Regions from separate parts of the Mus musculus genome. Here region 2 is linked to region 1. The links are chromatin contacts, found by Hi-C in ENCODE. All regions are on one chromosome and are shown on one strand. The core of a region is the stretch at or near the end of the contact, and the rest is flanking DNA. Distances in the headings are between cores, read along the strand shown.

Region 1 (4,964 bases), core at 962-3,461:
ATCTTGGGTATTGGGTGACCACAGTCCTGACCCCATCTATCACCCTCCCTCAGGATGATCCCAGCGGACAGTCGCTCCTTCCTGCTGACCGATCTGGCGTCAGGCCGTACCTATGATCTATGTGTGCTCGCAGTCTATGAGGACAGCGCCACCGGGCTAACGGCCACGCGGCCAGTGGGCTGCGCTCGGTTCTCCACGGAGCCCGCACTTCGGCCTTGTGCTGCACCGCACGCACCCTTCCTGGGCGGCACCATGATCATAGCGCTGGGAGGTGTCATCGTCGCTTCTGTTCTGGTCTTCATCTTCGTGCTGCTTCTACGTTACAAGGTGCACGGAGGCCAGCCGCCCGGCAAGGCCAAGGCTACGGCACCTGTCAGCAGCGTTTGCTCCCAGACCAACGGAGCGCTCGGGCCCGTGCCCAGTGCGCCTGCCCCTGAGCCTGCTGCACCCAGGGCCCATACTGTGGTCCAATTGGACTGTGAGCCCTGGGGGCCCAGTCACGAACCTGCAGGACCCTAGCCAAGGGCCCACCTCTATGGTTCCTCTGGTCCCAGGGACACCCCTCGGGACCTGGCCTCAGACTCACCAAATTGCTCACGGTTTTTAAAACTCTGATGGGGAGGGTGTCGGGGGCACCGGGGCACAACAAGAAAGTCCTATTTTTCTAAGCTCGGGCTGTTCCTTTGCCCTTGTCTGTCTGTGGGGACTGAGGGGTGCTGCGGAGGGTATGGGGGCGGGGGTTGAGGAACATCCCCTGAGGAAGGCACTTCCTGTCATTCAGCTTGGGGTCTCTGCAGAGGAGTTGAGGATAGTCATCTATAGTCATCCATATAAGCACTGGACGTTCTAGGGACCGAGCTGTGCTGTGGCTTGTGCTGGGGACTCTGACCCAAGCTGCCTTGCCCTCAGTCCAGTGGGAAACATGTCTTGAGATAGCCATACTCCAGAATACAGAGTTGAGGGATGCCCAGGGGGTTGTGTGCCCCCCCCACCACCGAAGAGGAACCTGAAGTATAGTTCAGGGAAGGCTTCCTGGAAGAGGAGGGATGTAATCTAAGTAGCATATCTGAAGGAGAGCATTGGGCAAAGAGCAGAAGGGAAGGCTCCAGGTGGAGGGCATAACATGAACAAAGGCTGGGTATTACCAGGCATTGGGTTGCTGCGGTACTGGTGAGGTGGGAGGGGCCAGCATCTGAGTGAGGTGCTCATGATGGCTAGCCACGGAGGATTTCATGCCTGGGGGCCGAGTGGGGGAGGTTGTGGGTGGGTTTCTAGTGCTTCTTGAGGGAGGTGAACCAGAGGCAAGGAATCCGTGGGAAGCCAATGTAGGGGTGAGGGTGGGTCAGGACCAACTTCAACCAGGGAAACATTGGAAGAGAAGAGTGGATGACACAGCCATTCAGGAAAGTGAGCAGATGGATCACAGTGCTCAGAGACCATGAGGGAGGGGCTTATCTAGAGTGATGCTCTGGGCTCTGGCCAGGGGAAAGTCCTCCAGGCTGCCCTGGCTGAGGACGAGGGAGCAGGGGCACAGCAGAGATGCTCTGTGGTCAGGGTGGGACTCTGCAGATGAGGGACCAGGGGAGGGCGAGTGGGGAGGGGAGATGGAGACGTTGGAGCCAAGGATAGAAAGCAGGGCTTAGCAGACAGAGTATCCCACCCCTATCATCCTCACACCTCAGGAGACAGAGGCAGGAGACCAGTAGTTCAAAAGCTGACACTTCAGCATGAGACCCATCCCCCCCCCAAAAAAAACCCAAAAGAATCTGGGAGCAGTCGCAAGATTGAACCATCTACTGGGGTTTCAGTCTTTAAGGTAGAAACGGAAAGCTTTTGGCAGCTGCACATGGAGGTGAAGGTGAAAAATGTCCCAAGAGACTGGTGTGTTTGCTAGGGGAAAGGTTACAGTGGGGGGTTGGGGGGTGGAGAGTCAGTGCCACATTGAACCAATCTAGCAGATATGAGTGTGGACAGGGACTGAGCCCTGGTTCAGCGTGAGTCAGAGCACTTGGCCTCATGTCTTTCCTGAGCTGGTCCCCACTGTGTCACTGCCCGGGGCCCCCTCACACAAGTGTCCTGGAAGTTTATAGGATCAGACACTGGGCATGGAAAAGGCCAGGCCTCATTAGAGGTGCAGGAATGGGGTCAACAGCAAGAATAGCACCCCCCCCATGCAAGTAGCTTCTCTGATGGCAGCAGGGGGGGGGCGGAGCAGGGGGGGGGGACGGGGAAGGGCCTGTCAGTCACCTGAGGTAAGATGATGTTAGGATCAGGGTGAAGACAGGCTAAGAGTAAACTGGAATTCTCTCGGTTTGGTACAAAGAATGTTCTGGTGAGATGACAGAACCTATTTTTCATGGTGGAACTTGAGACCTTCAAAATGCCCACCATTAACCATGGAGATGAGGCACTCAGCTCCCCAGTCCTGCAGCATCCCGAGGTCCTTTGTCATTTTGTTACTCTCGAGTAGCTAAGATCATGTGAGGCTATCAACAAATCACAGCATAAGCCTTGGGCCATGGGAGTTAGCAAGTGGGAAGGCTGGCTCAGTGCCACCTAGGAAATACCCACTCCCACCTTAAGGGGGAGCCAGAGTGCACCGTTCATAAACCTGTTGTTAAAATTTGAACTGTGTGCTAGGTCATGGGGCAGATTCGGGTACAAGTCCTGCCCTGCCCTGCCCTGCCCTGCCCTGCCCTGCCCTGCCCTGCCCTGCCCTGCCCTGCCCTGCCCTGCCCTGCCCTGCCCTGGCAGCATTTGTGACACGCACAAATGTTAAATAGGGATGTGTAGGCAGCAGAGGTGGATTTGACTCCAGCTGAGGAGTTAAGTCCCAAGCCGAGGCTGGAGGTAATTAGCAAGCAGTGGGAACAGTGTTCAGTGGACATGGAACGGCATATGATAAGGTATGCATTGTGAGAAAAAGGGAGAGGGAGGGAAGCCAGAGGTGAGATGGAGTGAGGGAAGGGAATTGTCATAATATCAGGCAGGAAGCGGGCGATGTAAAAGCCCTGTAAATTCACCAGAGGAGGGAGGATTCCATTCTAACTGACATGAGAAACCACTGAAGGTTCCTTCTGTCTTGTTTTCTTTGAGTTGGGGTTCTCACAACATTAGCCCCAGTTTGGATTCATTGTCTAGCTCAGGTTTCCTGACCTCACTCATGACCCTTCTGCCTGGGCCTCCTGAGCCCAAGGATCACAGGCGTGCACCGTCACTCCTGGCCACTGGAGGATCCCGGGCTATGAGGATCTTCCCGGATCTCAAGGAAGCTCCCATGGCAGATTTTGTGTGTGTGGAGGGCCAAGGGGAAGCACGGGGAAACTGAGGAGGAAGACACTGCAACAGTTCTGGCAGAAGGCTGTCTTAGACCAGGCTAGACCTGAGCTGACATCAATGACAGCAGCAGGCTCCTCCTTTCCTACCCCGAAGAGGACAGTGTGAACTACTAGCAGCTGGTCCAGAAGAGAGGGAAGGAAGGTTGTAGAAAGTAGGGGAAGAGGGGGAGGCCCGGGTCTCCAATCCCAGGATCCATCCCATAGAGCTGATTTGTCTGTAGGAAGAAGTGACCTTTGGCAAGCCAAGTACAAGGCAGCCAGCAGATAGAGGCCAAAAGAGGCTGAGGCTGTTGAGGTGGATCCAGGCCCAGTACACGGGGCTAGAATGGAGATGCACACCCAGTACCAGCCTACGACAGGTGTGGAGGCATGTGAATGGAGAATGATAGTGGTGATAGCAAAGTCCCCTGGAACTTCACAAGACACCCAGACTGCCCCGCACCCCTGTGCACAAACAAACACCGCCGGCATCTAGGATTTCAAGTTAAATAGCCTTGCCCAGCCGAAGCCACCCGCTCCCTGAGGTCAGGATATGATGTCTACTGCCCATCGCCTCTCTAGTCAAAGCAATCTGGCCACCAAACCTAGGCTGCTGAGGCACTGTCTCCTGGTGACTGCTGTCTGGGTTCTGTACTGTCCTCGAACCATACTGCCTAGCCACAGCTCTTGGGGTGACTGGAGCTGGTGTGAGCCCATAACATCAGGAGATTCCCATGATCCTCTGGCAGGCCTTCCTTGAGGCCAAGCTTCTGCGGCCCTTCCCATGGGCTCCTAGGTGGGAGAACCTGATGAGGTGGAGTGTGGGGACTCCTCAAAGACAGCGGGTCTCCCCTGGATAGTGCGACCCAGTGATCCATGCTGAGGATCATCAGCAAAGTCTGGACCCCGCATGCCTGGAGGGGTGTCGGTGCTTGGCACTGTCCTGGCCTTAGTGAGGTTAGAGTGTTGGGGACATGGGATGACAAACAGCCCAGGTCTCTGCCCTCTTGGGGTCCCAGTTCTTAGAGAACAAGCAGATACAAATGGTGGCCAGGATAGACTGAGAAAGAATAGGCAGGAAGGATGGCAGCCGTTTTTTGTTCTCTGGTGCTTTGAACAGGGTCTCATGGAAGCCAGAGTGACCTTGAGCTCCAAATCTCTTTGCCTCTACCTTTCAAGTGCCAGGATTATAGGCACTACCGCATGCCACCGGTCCTGGGGGACTTGGGAGCCTACGGGGACTCCTAACTGAGACTGATGGGAGCACCAAGATGTGCTGAAGATGGGACTTTTTAATGTGTCCTGTGCTTACAATGGCTTAATGTCCCGCTGCTACTGTCCTTTTTAAAAAGACAGGGTCTTGTCTGCATAGTCCAGGATGACCTTGAACTCAGTCTTCCTGCCCCACTTGCCCCAGGTGCTGGGATTACAAGCACAAACTAGCCACACCCAGCTCTCACCTTAAACACCTTGAAATCCCTAATACACTTTGAACAAGCTCAGCACCACGTCCCTTTTTGGCACCCCGCCCTTCAGATTATGCAGCCAATCCTACCTGAAGAAGATGGTGAAGGATGGAAGAGAGCTAGGTTTTCCCCCAAAGACCCACAGGTGGTGGTGATGGGGACCTTTGGCCCCAGCACTTGG
Region 2 (4,964 bases), core at 1,091-3,590, about 60 Mb before region 1:
TCATACAGAAATTTAGCCTAAATTTTAATACAACAAAAATAAATACTTTCAACAATTTCTTCATACTCATTGATTAGTAATTACTGTGCTGGTCCTCAAAGAAACATTTCATTTATCGTCTTCTAATTAAAACACAGAAATCTGATGGGTATGTTAATTTCCAACTTCTCAAGTGGTGAACTATTAGGGTCTTTAAATAGACTGTATTTCTGCATTTTCTACTGAAAACTATAAGGCATTCATTAAGTATTTTAGGAGACTTGTCATCTCCAGAAAAATACCACATTTGCGCATGCCTCAATACTTATTGTCAACCTCTGAAAAGTTGCTCTACAATTGGAATTCCAATTTGCACCTTGTACAACTCGGAACTTCCATTCAACTTCACCTGTTTGACTGTCTCCAAACTGTATCTCTATTAGCAGGTTTCTGTGTACAGTTGGAACCGATGTCATCCAAGGCCATGTCCACACTGGGGACAGAAGAGCTAGGTACACGCAACTCTGAACAAGGGGACACATTTAACAGCTATTTCAACCAGAAGCAACTTAAGTACATTAATGACCAGCACAAGTCTGTTTCCAGGGTGGACAAGGCCCAAATTAAGATTCCCCTCCCACCACCTTTCAAAAAGAAAAACAAACAGAAAAAGATATCACACACACACACACATTGAGATGTCTGCCCATTAAAGTAGCCTAAGCAGCCGAGCATGAGCGTTACGGGAAGAGATGGATCCTTACCAGGTTGTGAGGCGGGAACGACTGCTCTGTAACCCCTACAACGGAGCCTGGCAGGAAGGAAATCACCTAAAAAAGAAACTGTCAGAGAGATTTAATAGTCACAGGTTATCATTAGGAGTTGGTTACAGTGTCACATTCATGCTTTTAGCTAAACACTTAAAAGATTTAATATTACTTTTTTTTCCGCCTCTGAAATGCGTCCGGTGACGATGTCCCACTAAGGTGTTTGACATGGTGTAAGGGAGGAGAAAGGGGTAAACGCGGATAAAGAGCAGATTACTTGACCCTACATTTTAAGAGACGACGACGCCTTCCGAGCGCACGCCGAGCAGAACTCCACCGACACCTTATCCTTGTCCACATGGAGACACACTCCTCCCGCCGCGTCGTCCTCTTCCCGCGGCTCCGGCGGCTGCTTCCCCACCGGCAGGGCGTAGTCGTGGTCGCCGGCGGGCGAGTCTCTGAAGAGGGAGGTGGTCAGCCGCAGTCCCACGCCGCTCAGTCGGCTCAGCAGGCGAGCTAGTCCGGTCTCGTTGGCCAGGACGGCCCGTAGGTAGCGACTCTCCTCCTGCAGTGCTTGCACGCGCTTGCCCAGCTCCCGATTCTCGGCCCGCAGCTCCTGGTTCTCGGCTGCCAGTCCCCGGACCCGACTCTCCAGCCCCATCACGTACTCCTTCTTCTTGAGCCGATTAAGACGGGCAGCGGCCGCCGCCGCCTTCCGGGGACTCTTGGTCGCCGCCTGGTTGCCGTCGTTGGCGCCACCGCCTCCTGCTCCCGGGGACTTTCTCCGCCTCTTCTCCCCGCCGCCGCGGTCACCGCCGCTGCTGCAGCCTCCGATGCCGTTCAACAGCCTCTGCAGCAAGTCGGAGAAGCGCTGCATCTCGGCGGCCGCGGTGTCGTCGTCGTCGTCCCCCCTCAACAGGCCGCCGCTCTCCGAGCCTCCGCCGGACGAGGACAGGGGCCCGGGCGAGCTGAGCCCGGGCTCCAGGTGCCAGTCCGGTTGCCGAGGGTCCAGCAGATCGGCCAGCTCCAGCCCGGAGAGAAAGTCCATGTCCTCCGGCTCTTCCTTGGGGACCATGGCGATCGCGTCCTCCTCCTCCTCCTCCATCTTCAGGGGCGAGGGCGCGGGCGCGCGCACGGCCACGCTGCCGCGGCTCCCGCTCCGGGCCTCCGGCTCGCCCCCGTCCCCGTCCCCGTGAGGTTGCTCGCGGTCAGGCGATCCGGGCCTCGGGGTCTCCGCCCCCGCGGCTGCCCCGCTCGGCTCCCGGGGCGGCGCGCGCGTGGCGGGCGGCTCCCGGCTGTCGCGGCGGCTCGGGAAGTCGCGGCCCGAGGCTGCCAGCAGCTTGGTCAGGCTGTGCCTCATGGGGCTGAGCGGCGGGCCCGGGTAGGCCGCAGCCACTCCGACCCCGGGCCCCCAGCGCGCAGAGCCACGGCGCCGGGCCGACCGCAGGCGCGGGGCAAGGTCCGAGTGGCCTCCGGCGGCCGCCCAACCCCCCGCACGAGGCGGGGGGAAGGCAGTGGAAGCGCGAAGCGGCGAGGCCCGGGGGAGGACTCGGCCGCGCCACCCAGACAGCGGCCTGGCCGGAAGTTACTCTCTGCCCACCCCGCCCACAAAAACGCGCTTCGCTCCAGCCAGAGTATCGCGAGATTCCGAGTGCTTTCGAGGTGCAGTAACTTCGGCTTTGCGGTGATGTCATAGGAGCAGCAGGCAAAACACAATAAAACCTAGTTTCCACCCCCCCCCCACTCATCGGTACTACCCGGTACCACTCTCCTCGATCCAATATGACATCTAGACATATTTGACGTAGCTATATTAAAAAAAAACTGTTTTTGTGAACGCTTTTATTTTTGCTGTTTCTCTCTAAACTGCAAGCAAAAAACAGCACGCATAAGGAAATAGTCCCCGTTAAAACAAAAGACTTTAAATCAGAAGTGTTACCAAATTCTGGGGAACGCAGTCACGTACTGACACTAACTCCCCAGGCGACATTCAGAGGTCCTTAGTCTCAGAAAATGATCTTTCATAATACTATTACTGCTATTATTGTCATTATTACATCATTTTTATTTATCATTTGTTTTTGCAATAAGGGTCACTTGCAGAATTAGCTCCTTTGCCAAGAGTGGGTGGTTGGTTTGTTTACTGGTCTCTTGTTTTGCTGTTTGTTTTCTGCTTTTTTTTTCTTTTGTCAAGTCATGGTAGTTACTTAGGCTTTTTCCGTTTTTAAAATACCAGCTTTTTGAAAAGACCAAGTCTTGAACAAAACACTTCACTTTTTATTCAATGAGTTCATGCACATAGCACTGATGTAACGAATTCTTTTAAGCCTCACTACACATTGGGCCAATAGTGCGGGGGGGGGGGGGGGGGGGGGGGGGGGGGGGGGGGGGGGGGGGGGCTTCTGCAACCACCAGGACAAACAAAGTAATGTAATTCAGTTTAACACACTGAGTAGCCAGTGTTGATTCAAACTTCAAGAGTATGATCCCAGAGTTCTTAATTTTAGGCATTTTTTTTAAATCATTTTATTTTATTTTATTTTTTTAGATTTATTTATTATTTATTATATGTAAGTACACTGTAGCTGTCCTCAGACACTCCAGAAGAGGGAGTCAGATCTCATTACGGATGGTTGTGAGCCACCATGTGGTTGCTGGGATTTGAACTCCTGACCTTCGGAAGAGCAGTTGGGTGCTCTTACCCACTGAGCCATCTCACCAGCCCAATTTTAGGCATTTTTAAGCAAAGCACAGTTTGGTGGAAGAGTTTCCTGCTGATAATCGAGAGTATGCAGCAATATGACCTGACCACCATGAAACTCTGTGTAAAAGTATGCATGACATCTTCCATAAAGACAAATGTCTTAATTAGGGTTTCCATTGCTGTGAAGGGACAGCATGACCAAGGCAACTCTTGTTTTGTTTTGTTTTGTTTTGTTTTGTTTTGTTTTGTTTTGTTTTGTTTTTCAAGACAAGGTTTCTCTGTATAGCCCTGGCTGTCCTGAAACTCACTTTGTAGACCAGGCTGGCCTGTCTCTGCCTCCTGAGTGCTGGGATTAAAGGCATGCACCACCACCGCCCAGCTCCAAGGCAACTCTTATAAGGACAACATTTAACTGGGGCTGGCTTACACTTTCAGAGGTTCAGTCCATTATCATCACAGAAGCAGAGCAGAATCCAGGCAGGGTCCATTTCCTCTATGGAAGGAACTCCGAGTTCCCCAGGCAGGCTGGAGTGTCTCAAAGCCCACTCTGACACTGACAGTGTTAGACCTAGTGGGGAAACCCCCACCCAATTCCCGATTCGGTGTGCACCCAAAAAATCACGAAGGACCATCATCTTGATGTAAATACATGAGGACGTTTAATTACGGAGCTCTGGACCGACATGTATCTCACACAGGAGATAACAGATGTCGGCCACGAGGCTTGAAAGCTAGGGGTTTTTATGGGGTAAGGGGCTTAGGGGTGTGGAATTCAGCATAGTGACACACTATTGGCTTATTCAAACATTAACAGAAAGATTACATGTCAGCAAAAGGGCATCAGGACCTTGTTCCTGTGGGCTGGGGGCTTATCTTTGTTCACATAGCAGTCAGTTGATGTATGACTTTACCAGGCATCAAGGGGCAGTAGACAGAGGGGAGGTTCCGGCCAGGTGGTGTTGGCCCAGACAAGATAGCCCTGCTTGTACAATCAAGCTGTTCTTAGGAATGTCTTAACAACAGCCCTGTCTGTTCTGCTTTGTTCTTGGCCCCAGGCAGTGGGCTCATAGACAACTCTTTTACATGAATCACAAGATACAAAATCTCATTTTCTTTCAACAGGCCTCTTCCAACAAGGCTACCCCTACTCTACCAATGCCACATCTCCTAATATTACCAATCCCTGATCCAAGCACATTCAAACCACCACATGGATTTTATAGATTGACAGAAAAAAATAAGCTCAAAATAAGGGTCTAGAGGAGGATCAGTTGTAGTCTCTGCCACACAGAGTAAATGTTACCAGGCTATTTTTGCTCCCAGCTTTCTGGGTGGTGTCTCTTTGAAGAGACAACAATGTGTGTTTAATATTTCTGGTTCCTCTAATGCTTATCTGTGAGCACAAGGATTTCCGTGCCTCCTACACATTTAATTACTTTTAACTCTTCCAGGATAAACACACACTAATTTTGTGTGGCCATGTTTGAAAATGATGTCTAATTGAGTGGCAGACA

What was found. A loop is a pair of places that touch in the nucleus more often than their neighbours do.
Region 2: a loop to region 1 is called in a map of T-helper 1 cell, with 187 times the contacts of the local background. The contact joins the promoter of Crebzf here to the promoter of 4930479H17Rik in region 1. A Hi-C loop is called at or near these places in 2 of 37 maps with a recorded cell type or tissue (T-helper 1 cell and T-helper 17 cell).

Annotation. Positions count from the first base shown.
Region 1 is chr7:30,351,193-30,356,156 of GRCm38, reverse strand. It overlaps 4930479H17Rik (a long non-coding RNA gene), which reads left to right and starts at 2,211. Exons shown (of 3, transcript XR_881936.2): 1 at 2,211-2,906. Lrfn3 (leucine rich repeat and fibronectin type III domain containing 3) reads left to right here. Exons shown (of 3, transcript NM_175478.2): 3 at 54-643. The coding sequence ends at 519.
Region 2 is chr7:90,440,157-90,445,120 of GRCm38, reverse strand. It overlaps Crebzf (CREB/ATF bZIP transcription factor), which reads right to left and starts at 2,340. Exons shown (of 1, transcript NM_145151.3): 1 at 1-2,340. The coding sequence starts at 2,106. The coding sequence ends at 1,030.